Linked DNA regions of Homo sapiens: region 1 is linked to region 2. A link is an interaction called in ENCODE POLR2A ChIA-PET data of the cell type or tissue named here. Cell type or tissue: CD4-positive, alpha-beta T cell. All regions are shown on one strand. Each heading gives the region's core, and the rest is flanking DNA. Links, peaks and the distances in the headings are about the cores only.

Region 1 (6,075 bases), core at 1,191-5,190, 100 kb before region 2:
TCAAAGAAAAGCAAGCAGGCTGGGTGCGGCGGCTCACGCATGTAATCCCAGCACTTTGGGAGGCCGAGGTCGATGGATCACCTGAGGTCGGGAGTTCGAGACCAGCCTGACCAACATGGAGAAACCCTGTCTCTACTCAAAATACAAAATTAGCTGGGCGTGGTGGTGGGCGCCTGTAATCCTAGCTACTCGGGAGGCTGAGGCAGGAGAATCGCTTGAACCTGGGAGACGGAGGTTGCAATGAGCCGAGATCGGGCCACTGCACTCCAGCCTGGGCAGCAAGAGTGAAACTCCGTCTCAAAAACAAAAAACAAAAAGCAAAAAAACAAAGAAAAGCAAGCAGAGTAGGCAGGGGCAGAGCGGCGTGGAGTTCATCTGATCTGTGAAGTACATTAGAGATTTCTCACTTGTTTCTTCATTCATGCAACACATTTTTGTTGCGCATGTTTTTTTTTTCTTTTTTTTTTGAGATGGAGTTTTGCTCTTGTTGCCCAGGCTGGAGTGCAGTGGTGTGATCTCAGTTCACTGCAACCTCTGCCTCCTGGGTTCAAGTGATTCTCCTGCCTCAGCCTCCCGAGTAGCTGAGATTACAGGCATGTGCCACCACTCCTGGCTAATTTTGTATTTTGAGTAGAGACAGGGTTTCTCCATGTTGGTCAGGCTGGTCTTGAACTCCTAATGTCATGTGATCTGCCCGCCTCAGCCTCCCAAAGTGCTGGGATTACAGGTGAGAGCCACCACACCCAGCCTTGAGCACCTACTTTGTGCCTGACTCTAAAATGTCCCTGCCTTCTCAACGTAGGTTGGGAAATGTGAAATACCTTATATGAAGGGTAGAAAAGAAAGAAACTGGTGAGTTTCTCTCTTCCCTTGGGCTTCTCAAAGAGAAAATGGCCTCAAAACAATTGAAAACTAGATTTGCAATGAGAGAGCCTTACTGTTGATTAAGACTCGGGATGTTAAAATGAGGTGTCACATTGGGATTTAGGATCTCCTTTCTAAATGGAAATCTTTAGGAATGAAGACCTAAACCATTGACTCCTTTTAAAATTAATTAATTAATTATTTTTTCATAGAGATGGCAGGGGGGTGGGGGGTGGGGGGTGGCGGTCTCACCAAGTTGCCCAGACTGGTCTCGAACTCCTGGGTTCAAGAGATCCTCTCATCTTGGCCTCCCAAAGTGCTGGGATTGCAGGCATGAGCCACTGCACCCAGCTCCATTGACTCATTTTTAATGGAAAGCTTCATGAGTAATGCATAAAGAAAGGGCTTCTGGGTGAACAGACTTAGGTTCAAATCCTGATTCCTTTCTTGAAATATGTGATTTTTGACAAATTCCTAAACCTCTCTGGGTCTGTTTCCTTTGGGTTGTGATGAGCATTGTATGAAGATGATAAGACCACCTAACATTTATCTTCTGGTTCTGAGCTAAGTTCTATATGTGTATCAACTCATTAATCCTCATTTAATCACAACAAATGGGGAAACCGAGGCATAGAAAGATTAAAATACCTTGCTGAGCAGTTGCAGAGCCTGACTTTGAATGTTGGTCTCTGGAGTCTTTGCTTGTAGCCAGATCATTTACTGACACTCCCACTGATAAAGCGGGGGGATGCCTCACTCATGTGATACTGTTCATCTATCTCTACTGAGAGATGATGGTGAAGTGGTAAAATGCACGGATTTTGGAGCTGGACTGCCATGGTTCCAATTCTAGGCTTATCTTCCGTAATGTGTAACCTGAGTTATTTTGAGCAAGTTATGTAACTTCTCTACTCCTGTCTTGACTTTCCCTTGTGTAAAGTGGAGCTGATAATAAACTTCTTAGGGTTTTGGGGAGGATTGAGTGAGTCAATATGATAAACTTAGAATCGTATCTGGTCCATAGTAAGTGCTCAATAAATGCTGCCTACTGTTAACTTTCGAGTCTCGTCACTTCCTTAGGGAGGCCTCTCCTCCTAATCTTAATTATGTTTTCCTTCCCTGTTATTCACTCTCGTAGCACTTAGGACAATTTGCAATCATATATAAGAGTAAACATCGGGCTGGGCACCATGGCTCACACCTGTAATCCCAGCATTTTGGGAGGCCAAGGCCTCCCAAATCTCAGATCACGAGGTCAGGAGTTCAAGACCAGCCTGACCAATGGTGAAACCCTGTCTCTACTAAAAATACAAAAATTACCCAAGCATGGTGGCACATGCCTGTAATCCCAGCTACTCCAGCTGAGGCAGGAGAATCTCTTGAACCTGGGAGGCAGAGGTTGCAGTGAGCGGAGATCATGCCACTGCCCTCCAGTTTGGGTGACAGAGCAAGACCGTGTCTCAAAAAAAAAAAAAAAAAAAAGAGTAACCATCTCATGGGCTTATTATGATGAATAAATAATAAGATGTGAGTAAAGCATGAATTTTGTGTATATTTGGCTCTCAATATATGTGAATTTTTTTTGTTATTATTATTTACACTGGATTCCTTCCTGGGTTAAAATCACTGACATGTCTACATTATTGGCAATTTCACCAAATCTAAGGCACCATCAATTGTAACCTACACCCTTACTGATGCGTTTCTAAGAAATAGGAAAACCGTGACACAAAGCTTTCCCATCACTTAAAAATTTCATTTTATGCATATTAAAAGAGCTCTTTTAAGTCTTATTTAGACATAGATTTTTATCGACTATCAAGCTGCTTGTTTCCTTACCCTTTTTAGTATATAATAATTTTTCATTTCAGTGCTGAATCAGTGTGGAATGTTTTTGAAGACATTGTAAGTAGTGATTAAACTCAATACCTATAGTGCTAACAGTGCACACAGCTTAAGGGAAAGGTTGGCAAGAGGAAGAGTTGTGACCAGCCCTGTGCACGTGTGGGCAGTGACTATGACCTGGCTGTCAGCAATTCATCAACAATTTGAGATGCCATCACTTGCACATCAATTTACACATCGGTGTAAAAATGTGAAAAAAAAGGTGTTGCAAATTGATGAAATTTAATATTAAAATGTGAATGTCCCCCCTAACAGTTGTATGGTTCCCTATATGGTTTTCCCAAAGCCACCATGGTTTAAATAAAACCTATTAGGTTTTTCCTATTTATTTATTTATGAGACAGAGTCTTGCTCTGTCATACAGGCTGGAGTGCAGTGGCATGATCTCTATTCACTGCAACCTCCGCCACCCAGGTTCAAAGGATTCTACTACCTCAGCCTCCCTGGTAGCTGGGACCACAGACGTGTGCTACCATGACCGGCTGATTTTTGTATTTTTAGTAGAGACGGTGTTTCACCATGTTGGCCAGGCTGGTTTCAAACTCCTGACCTCAAGTGATCTGCCTGCCTGGGCCTCCCAAAGTGCTGAGATTACAGGTGTGAGCTACCGCGCCCTGCAGGTTTTCCTTTTTAGTAGTGACTTCATCTGTCACATTGAACTTTATGTTGGTTAAAGCAATTCTAACTGCTGTAACAGCTAAAACCTCATCAGTTAATGCTATAAAGGTTTGTTTCTTGCTCATGTAGAGTCCAAATCAGATGTCTCTTATTGACAACAAGAGCTGTACTCCACGTTGCCGTTCAGGGATCCAGACACAGAGATTCTGTCAGTTTCACCAGGTCATTTGAAGGGTTGCCCTGGGCCCATAAGCATAAAAGGTTTTATGGGCTAAGCCTGGAAATAGCTTGCAAAGCACACTTTTGCTCACATTTCACTGCTAGAGCTTGAGCACAGGGCAGCATCTATCTGCAAGGGAGTCTGGGAAATGTAGTCTAGCTGGGTCACCAGGAAGAAAAGGAAATGGATTTGGTAATCAGGTAGCAATATCTGCTCTAAGCTTTATAGAGAATTAAAGGACTGTGATGGGCATTCTGTATAAATTAATTCATTTTGCCCTCACAATAACACTTCAAGTGGGCATTGTCCTCACTTTACAGATAAAGAAACTGAAACTCAAAGAGGTGAAAGACTTGCCCAAGGTCATATAGCTTTACAGTCATGGAGCTAGAGTTAAAGTCTTATCTGCCTATGTTCTTCTCATTACACCCATTTGCCTCTTTGAATTATACAAGAAAGATGGAGGGAGAGAGAAACTACATATCTATAGTCCTTTTCCTATGAGGCTGATCCACATATAGGGTTTCCTTTGGTTTTCTCCAAGGTCATGGATTTTACCCATAATCAGTCGTCTCTTACCAGTGGATAGGGGAGGACCAAACTACAGCATTTGGTACCCACAAATAGCCTGGGTTTCACTTGAGTGGGTCTGGCTAGGATGTGTCCTTTTTCTGGGTACATGACATTTGGGAACAGTCATTTGAACAATGGACTTATATCTATAGATATACATGTAGATATAGATGTAGATGAGATATAGATAAAAAATACTTAGAAGTAAAAACAACCAAACACAATGTGTAGACGATGATTGGATCCTAGTTTGAAAAAAAAATACAGCAGTAAAAAAATATTTTGGGGGTGGGTGCAGTGACTTACGCCTGTTATCCCACCACTTTGGGAGGCTGAGGTGGACCGATCACTTGAGCTCAGGAGTTTGAGACCAGTCAAGGCAACACAGTGAAACCCGCCTCCATAAAAAATACAAAAATTAGATGGGTGTGGTGGCATGTACCTGTAGTTCCAGCTACTTGGGAGGCTGAGGTAAGAGGATGCCTTGAGCCTGGGAGGCAGAGGTTGCAGTGAGCTGAGAATGTGCCACTGCACTTAAGCCTGGGCAACAGAGCCAGACCCTGTTTCAATAAATAAATAAATATATAAAAAATTATATATATATAGTTATATATAAACATCAAAGAGTTAATTATATATAATACATAAAAGGTTATATATAATTGTATATTTACATATATGTTATATATATGTAATATATACCATATAATACATATATAATATATATAATATGTATCTATATTACATATATACATATGTATATAGGTAGTGTCACCCAAGCTGGAGCACAGTGGCATGATCTCAGCTCACTGCAATCTCTGCCTCCCGGGTTCAAGTGATTCTTGAGCCTCTGCCTCCCAAATAGCTGGGATTACAGGCCTGCACCACCACACCTGGCTAACTTTTGTATTTTTAGTAGAGACAGGGTTTTGCCATGCTGGCCATGGCTGATCTTGAACTCCTGGCCTCAAGTGATCTGCCCGCCTTAGCTTCCCAAAGTGCTGGGATTACAGGTGTGAGCCACTGTGCCTGGCCAAATTTTTTATAGAGATGGCGGGCGGCGGGGAGGGGGTCTCACTATGTTGCCCAGGCTGGACTTGAACTCCTAGCTTCAAGTGGTCTGCCCGCCTCAGCCTCCCAAAGTGCTTAGGATTACAGGCATGAACCACCATGCCCGGCTGGATGTTTATGATATTATTCTTCCTTATGACATTTGCTTTTTGAGGTAAGACAATGAGGATATTTGGATGAAGCTTAAAAATGGATAGCACTTATCACTATCTGAAATTTTTATTGTTACATATGTTTATTTATTGATTGATATATTTTCTCTGCCTGCCCCCAACCTGACTGTAACTCCGTGAAAACAGGGACCTTGCTAGTTTTGTTTGTTTTTTTGAGGCAGGTTTTTCCTCTGTCACCCAGGCTGAAGTGCAGTGGTGCCATCATAGCTCACTGCAACCTCAACCTCCAGGGTTCAAGTAATCCTCCTACCTCAGCCTCCCGAGTAGCTGGGACTACAGGAACGTGTCACAACACTTGGCTAATTTTTTTTTTTTTTTTTTTTTAGAGGGAGTCTCGCTCTATCGTTCAGGCTGGAGGGCAATGATGCGATCTCGGCTCCCTGCAACCTCCGCCTCCCAGGTTCAAGTGATTCTCCTGCCTCAGCCTCCTGAGTAGCTGGGATTACAGGCAAGCACCACCACACCCAGCTAATTTTTTTTTTTTTTGAGATGGAGTCTCGCTCTGTCTCCCAGGCTGGAGTGCAGTGGCGCTATCTCAACTCACTGCAAGCTCTGCCTCCTGGGTTCACGCCATTCTCCTGCCTCAGCCTCCCGAGTAGCTGGGACTACAGGCGCCCGCCACCGCTCCTGGCTAATTTTTTGTATTTTTAG
Region 2 (6,075 bases), core at 873-4,872:
AGTACCAAAAATCTTACAGTGCAATAAACACTTGGCAGAAATGGAGAAACTAGTAATGGCTGAGCAGCTGTGCCCTCTCCACCACCTCACTATGCAGTACGTGGGCCACCAGCCGCTAGGGGCCTGGCAGCCACAGAGATGAGGGAAGCATGCTGAGGACCCTGGTGTGGAGTTGGAGGGGTCATGTCCTCTGAAAGGTGGCCACCACTCATCGCCAGCCCTTACTGTCATGTGAGAATGTGGCTCTGTGTTTCCAGATATTGTTTTTTTTTTTCCCCTCCAACAGAAGCAGGAAATATAAAAAATTTATATAATATATATAAAATATATTATATATAAATATATAAATATATAAAAATAAATATATATTATATATATAAAAATATATAAATATATATAAAAATATATAAATATATTATATATAATATATTAAATATATTATATATAATATATTTATATAATATATATAATATATTATATAAATATATAAATATATAAAAATATATAAAATATATAAATATATAATATATATTATATATTAATATATTATATATTATATATAAATATATAAAAATATAATATATATAAAATATATATAAAAATATATGATATATAATATATATAAATATATATGTATAAAATATATATTATATATTATATACTATATATTATATATAATATATAAAAAATATATATAAAATATATATATAACTTCACGGAAACTCTGAAGGAGAGGTCAAATATAATATTATATATTTTATATATATAATTTATATATATATAAAACTATATATATATATTTTTGAGAGACAGTCTTGCTGTGTTGCCCAGGCTGGAGTGCAGTGGTGTGATCTTGGCTCATTGCAACCTCTGCCTCCCAGGTTCAAGCGCTTCTCCTGCCTCAGCCTCCCAAGCAGCTGGGATTACAGGTGTGTGCCACCATGCCTGGATAATTTTTGTACTTTTAGTAGAGGCAGGGTTTCACCATGTTGGCCAGGCTGGTGTCGAACTCCTGACCTCATGATCCGCCCACCTTGACCTCCCAAAGGGCTGGGATTACAGGCATGAGCCACCGTGCCTGGCCAGGAAATTATATTTTTATGAGAAATATTCTGTTGTTTAAATTCTGGCACCTCGTTCTTTTTTTTTTTTTTTTTTTGAGACGAAGTTTCACTCTTGTCGCCCAGTCTGGAGTGCAGTGGCATGATCTCAGCTCACTGCAGCCTCTGCCTTCTAGGTTCAAGTAGTTCTCCTGGCTCAGCCTCCCGAGTAGCTGGGATTACAGGTGCCTGCCACCACGCCTGGCTAATTTTTGTATATTTAGTTGAGATGGGGGTTTCACCATGTTGGCCAGGCTGGTCTTGAACACCTGACCTCAGGTGATTTGCCCGCCTTGGCCTCCCAAAGTGCTGGGATTACAGGCGTGAGCCATGGCGCCCGGCCCTAGTTCACAAAATATATATGGCCAAACAAAACATGTCTGGGGCTAGACTTGGACAGGGGGCCCCATTGTGCAACCTCTTATATAGCAAATTAGAGTTTACCAGGAAGTTTCTGCCCTTCAGGCCCTCTGCTCTCACAGAAACTCTATGAAGGAGAGGTCATCTTGTCTATGTTTGTAAGAAGTCACATTGAGAGAAATGACATCTTAGCTCCTCTTATGTGCCAAGTAGTTTGTCTGCGTTATCTTCTTAGATTGGCTCCATCTCTCAGGTGAGGAAACAGACTTGGAAAGGTGAAGTGACTTGCCCACCTAGTTAGAAGCACATCATCTTCTGATTCCTGTCTCATTTCATTTCACCGCTTGTTTGCCCTCTCTGTGGTCTTGCCCACGGACTTGTAGTCCCTGATGTACGCCAGGCCTCTCACAGTGTGGCCCCCGGGATTCCCTTTTATGAAAAAAAGTTGAGCATGAGCTGTAAGTTAGAGTAGGTTTTAATTCTGTCCTACCACGGAGTCTGTTTTATATGAGAACAAGTTATTTAACTCCTCTGAGTGTTAATTTCCTCATTTTTTTCCTTTCTTTCTTTTTTTTTTTTTTAAAGGGCCAGTCCCCATTCTCACAGGGTGTTTGGAAGGAGTAACTGAAGGGGGGTATATAAAGCCGCTGGCAGCCAGGCATGGTGGCTCACGCCTGTAATCCCAGCACTTTGGGAGCCTGAGGCAGGCAGATTGCTTGAGTCTAGGAGTTCAAGACCAGCCTGGGCAAACATGGTGAAACCCTGTCTCTATAAAACATGCAAAAATTAGCCAGGCATAGTGGTGCATGCTTGTAATCCCAGCTACTTGGGTGGCTAAGGTGAGAGGATTACTTGAGCCAGGGAGGTTGAGACTGCAATGAGCTGTGATTGCGCCACTGCACTCCAGTTTGGGTGATGCAGTGAGATCCCATCTCTAAATAAAAAAAAAATAAATAAAGCCCCTAGCATGGTGCCTGGCACATGGTAGGCCCTCAAAAGATGACCCTCCAAAGTGGCCAGGACTCACCATGCATTCAGGGAATATGGATTCTTTTGGTGGCAGCAGGCTGCATTTTTGCCTGGCTGAATGCCTGCAAGCATGGGAACTTTTGATGCAACAGTAATCCTTGGGGTCTGAAAGGCCCCAAATCTCCCGCCAGATCTCTGAGGTTAACATCCAGTCAACCTTTTGCTTTTCATTCTTGGCCTCTTTCCTCCTCACCTCCACCAGTGTGACAGTCATATCCTCTCTATGTTTCTGGTAAGTTCTGGCCTTGAGGGCTGGTCTTATGACTGACAAGTGAAGAGCAGTGCCACCCTCTACTCCACATTCTCAGAAGCGTCTCTAGGTTCCATACTTTAAGGCAGGCTAGCTTCCAAGGCATACTGACAGACATCCCTGTGCAGTCCTGGGGGCACGAGGGTCCCATTCCACCCTGGGGCTTCAGGGTCAGGTGAGGAAGGTAGATCCCTGAAGTTGGGTCCAGAAAAGGCCACTGGGCTAGCCTGTCTCTCGTTCTGGTCACTGACCTCAGGATCCAGCAGGACGCTGCTAGCTTGCTTGGCTCAGCTCTGCGAGTGCTGGGAGCAATAAGCAGTGCTGAAAACGCGATGCATTTCAACCCAAAGCACTCTGATCCCTTTCCAGGCTTTGGGAGAATGTTTTTTCCAGCTCGGTTACTTGCTGGCATGCATAGGTCAATATACAAGGTGTTCTCAGAGAAGCCGGAGCTGAATGTTGACTTTTGTGCTCCCTGGGGTGTGTTCTGGGGAGGAAGTGGGTTTTCAGGTTGTGGTGCGTGTAGGATGTGGTCTGGGATGATTAGTATCACACACTGTGGATAAAGTTAACACGCATTGTGGAGCTTTTTTCCTCTTTTGTACTTTTGGGCGAAGGTGCCTCAAAAGCAGCTTTGTTTATCAAGGAGGTGCCCTTGATTCTGTATGCATTTTTAACATCTGAATAGAAGTTAGACGCACACATAATTGCTTTACTTGATGCAGTAAATACGTTTCAGCCAGATAATCCATAAGACCCTAGTTCAGATCCTGACTTTGATCCCTCTTAGTTGTGTGAGCTCTCACCAGTTTACTTGACCTCACTCTCTGAGCGTCAGATTCCTGAGTGTAAAATAGGTACAAAAACTCAGATTGTTGTAAGGTTTCAGTGAGTTGTTGCGTGTAAAGCATTTAGTATACAGTTCTTGTCACAATGTTTAGTAATGGCAGCTATTATCTTAACTATTAGAGCGGCAGTTTGGCGTGGCACTAATAATGATGATGGTGACAGTTTCACTGAGTGCTTACTACCTCAGCTATTCTTCCAAGTACTTTGCATCACTTAGCTCATTTAACCCTCACAATAAAGCGATAAGGTAGGTGCTGTTCTAATCTCTGTTTTACAGATGCTAAAACTCGGCAGCCAGGTGTGGTGGCTCATGCCCGTAATCCCAGCACTTTGGGAGGCCGAGGTAGGCGGATCATCTGAGGTCAGGAGTTCGAGACTAGCCTGGCCAAAATGGTGAAACCCCGTCTCTACTAAAATACAAAAGAATTAGCTGGGTGTAGTGGTGCATGCCTATAATCCCAGCTACTCAGGAGACAGAGGCAGGAGAATCGCTTGACTCCGGGAGGAGGAGGTTGCAGTGAGCCGAGATTGTGCTATAGCACTCCATTCTGGGCGACAAGAGCGAAACTCTGTCTCAAAACAAAACAAAACAAAACTCAGGCACAGAGAGGTTAAGTAACTTGCCCAAGGTAACCCAGCTCATAAATATGAAAAGAGCAGGGACTTTAGAGTCAGAAGACCTGGGTGGCACGCTTGCATGCCGTGTCCTGGTGGTGTGGCCTACCGCAGAGTGACTGACTCTGATTGCCTTCCCAACTGTAAAATGGTGCTAATGATACAGACCGCCCCCCATTGCCTGGTGTGGTGCGCGGCTGTGAGTGCTTAATAATAGGTGCTTAGGCATCATTTGCTAATTAACTGACTGTGTTAGGTTATTAGGAAGTTCCAGTGGGCTAATAAAAGCTCTGGGTAAACGTTAGTTGTTCTTTTAAATGTCCTGAGGTGCTTATGATTGGAGTTTAAACAGCACACCTGTTTTTCAGATTTCGGAACCACTTAAGAGAGGCACAGTGTAAAGAAGGTGGAGATGAGAATATCACCTTTACTCCTGATACAGTCTTGGAGAATGCAGCTTAGTTGTGGGGCAGCATTAGCTTTCTGATATGAAGCTGAGATTAGGTGGATGTACCAGGCCAGTCACGGGCAGCCTTGGGTACCCAGAGGCCTTCTCACGTGGGTCGAGGCAGGTGGTGGAGGTGGTGGCAGCGGTAGCCCCCATAATACTTCTAGGTGGAAGAACAGACCACCTGAGTGAGAGAAATCACTCCTGAGCCCTGGGGGAGAACTGTGTGGAGGGGCAGATGGGAGCCTGGAGTTTTGAGGGAAAAAAAACTTTCCTTTTGGAAGCCAGACGTAGGGAAGAAGCATATTGATCACAATGACTATTAAAGAAAGCTCCCCAACACCCCAGCAAAACACCCACAAAACAAGAAACTACTTCTGCCAATGGTTCTAGCCAGTTTTCTTCACCACAGTTCATGACTGCTTCATCCTTTTAGGTGATCACACCCAAAACTTTTGGGTCTTCCTGCCTTTTTTTTTTTTTCTTTTGAGACCAAGTCTTGCTCTGTCACCCAGGCTGGAGTGCAATGGCACGATCTCGGCTCGCTGCAGCCTCCGCCTCCCGGGTTCAAGTGATTCTCCTGCCTCAGCCTCCCGAGTAGCTGGGATTACAGGCATGTGCCACCATGCCTGGCTAATTTTTGTATTTTTAGTAGAGATAGGCTTTCACCATGTTGACCAGGCTGGTCTTCAACTACTGGCCTCAAGTGACCCACCTGCCTCTGACTCCCAAAGTGCTAGGATTACAGGCATGAGCTACCACACCCAGCCTTTTTTTAAAACAAAACCAAAACCAAAAGAGACAGGGTCTCTGGTGTGCAGTGGTGTGATCATAGCTCACTGCACCTTGACCTCTTGGGCTCAAGCAATCCTCCTGCCTCCACCTCCTGAATAGCTGGGACTACAGATGTGTACCATCACACTCATCTAATTAAAACAATTTTTTTTTTGGTAGAGATGGGATCTCGCTATGTTGCCCAGGTTGGTCTTGAGAACTCCTGGCCTCAAGCGATCCTCCTGCCTTGGCCTGCTAAAGTGCTAGGATTACGGGTGTGAGCCACTTTACCCAGCCTTGGGTCTTCCTTGACTCCTGACTCTCAAACCTCATATTCAGTCCATCTGCCAGTCTGTGGGTTCAATCTTCAAAGCAAACCCAGAACCTTACTACTTCTCACCTCTCCCCAGCCACCGCTCTGGTCCAAGCCACCATCGTCTCTCACCTGGATTAGTGCGGGGCTCTCTTCCTGGTCTCCCCACTTCTGCCCTTGTCCCTCTTCAGTCTATTTCTATGAGGCCACCAGAATTATCTTTTTTAAAAACTGAAGTCAGATCATGTTGCTCCTCTGCTCAAAGCCCCGCAGTGATTCCCTGGCACGCCGAGGGGAAAAGGCAAGATCCTCCCAAAGGCCTGTACGATCTGCCCCC

Evidence for each region. Peaks named below come from ENCODE experiments on the same cell type or tissue, not always from the same donor. Only the 100,000 strongest peaks of a DNase experiment are listed, where the experiment ranks them.
Region 1: POLR2A ChIA-PET joins it to region 2 with 7 read pairs; 9 of 35 experiments call an interaction of 5 or more read pairs at or near these places.

The regions. Positions count from the first base shown.
Region 1 is chr11:47,951,695-47,957,769 of GRCh38, forward strand. No RefSeq gene overlaps it. Among named protein-coding and RNA genes, the nearest start is that of PTPRJ, 26 kb to the right of the region's middle. RefSeq lists enhancers at 3,623-3,917, 3,662-3,751. In CD4-positive, alpha-beta T cell, for the core only: no CTCF peak of the experiment used is centred there; no DNase peak of the experiment used is centred there.
Region 2 is chr11:48,052,791-48,058,865 of GRCh38, forward strand. The region is part of intron 1 of PTPRJ (protein tyrosine phosphatase receptor type J); the gene reads left to right. Among named protein-coding and RNA genes, the nearest start is that of MIR3161, 41 kb to the right of the region's middle. RefSeq lists an enhancer at 3,535-4,036. In CD4-positive, alpha-beta T cell, for the core only: no CTCF peak of the experiment used is centred there; DNase peaks (open chromatin) are centred at 2,701 and 3,251; H3K4me3 peaks cover 1,059 bases; H3K27ac peaks cover 1,187 bases.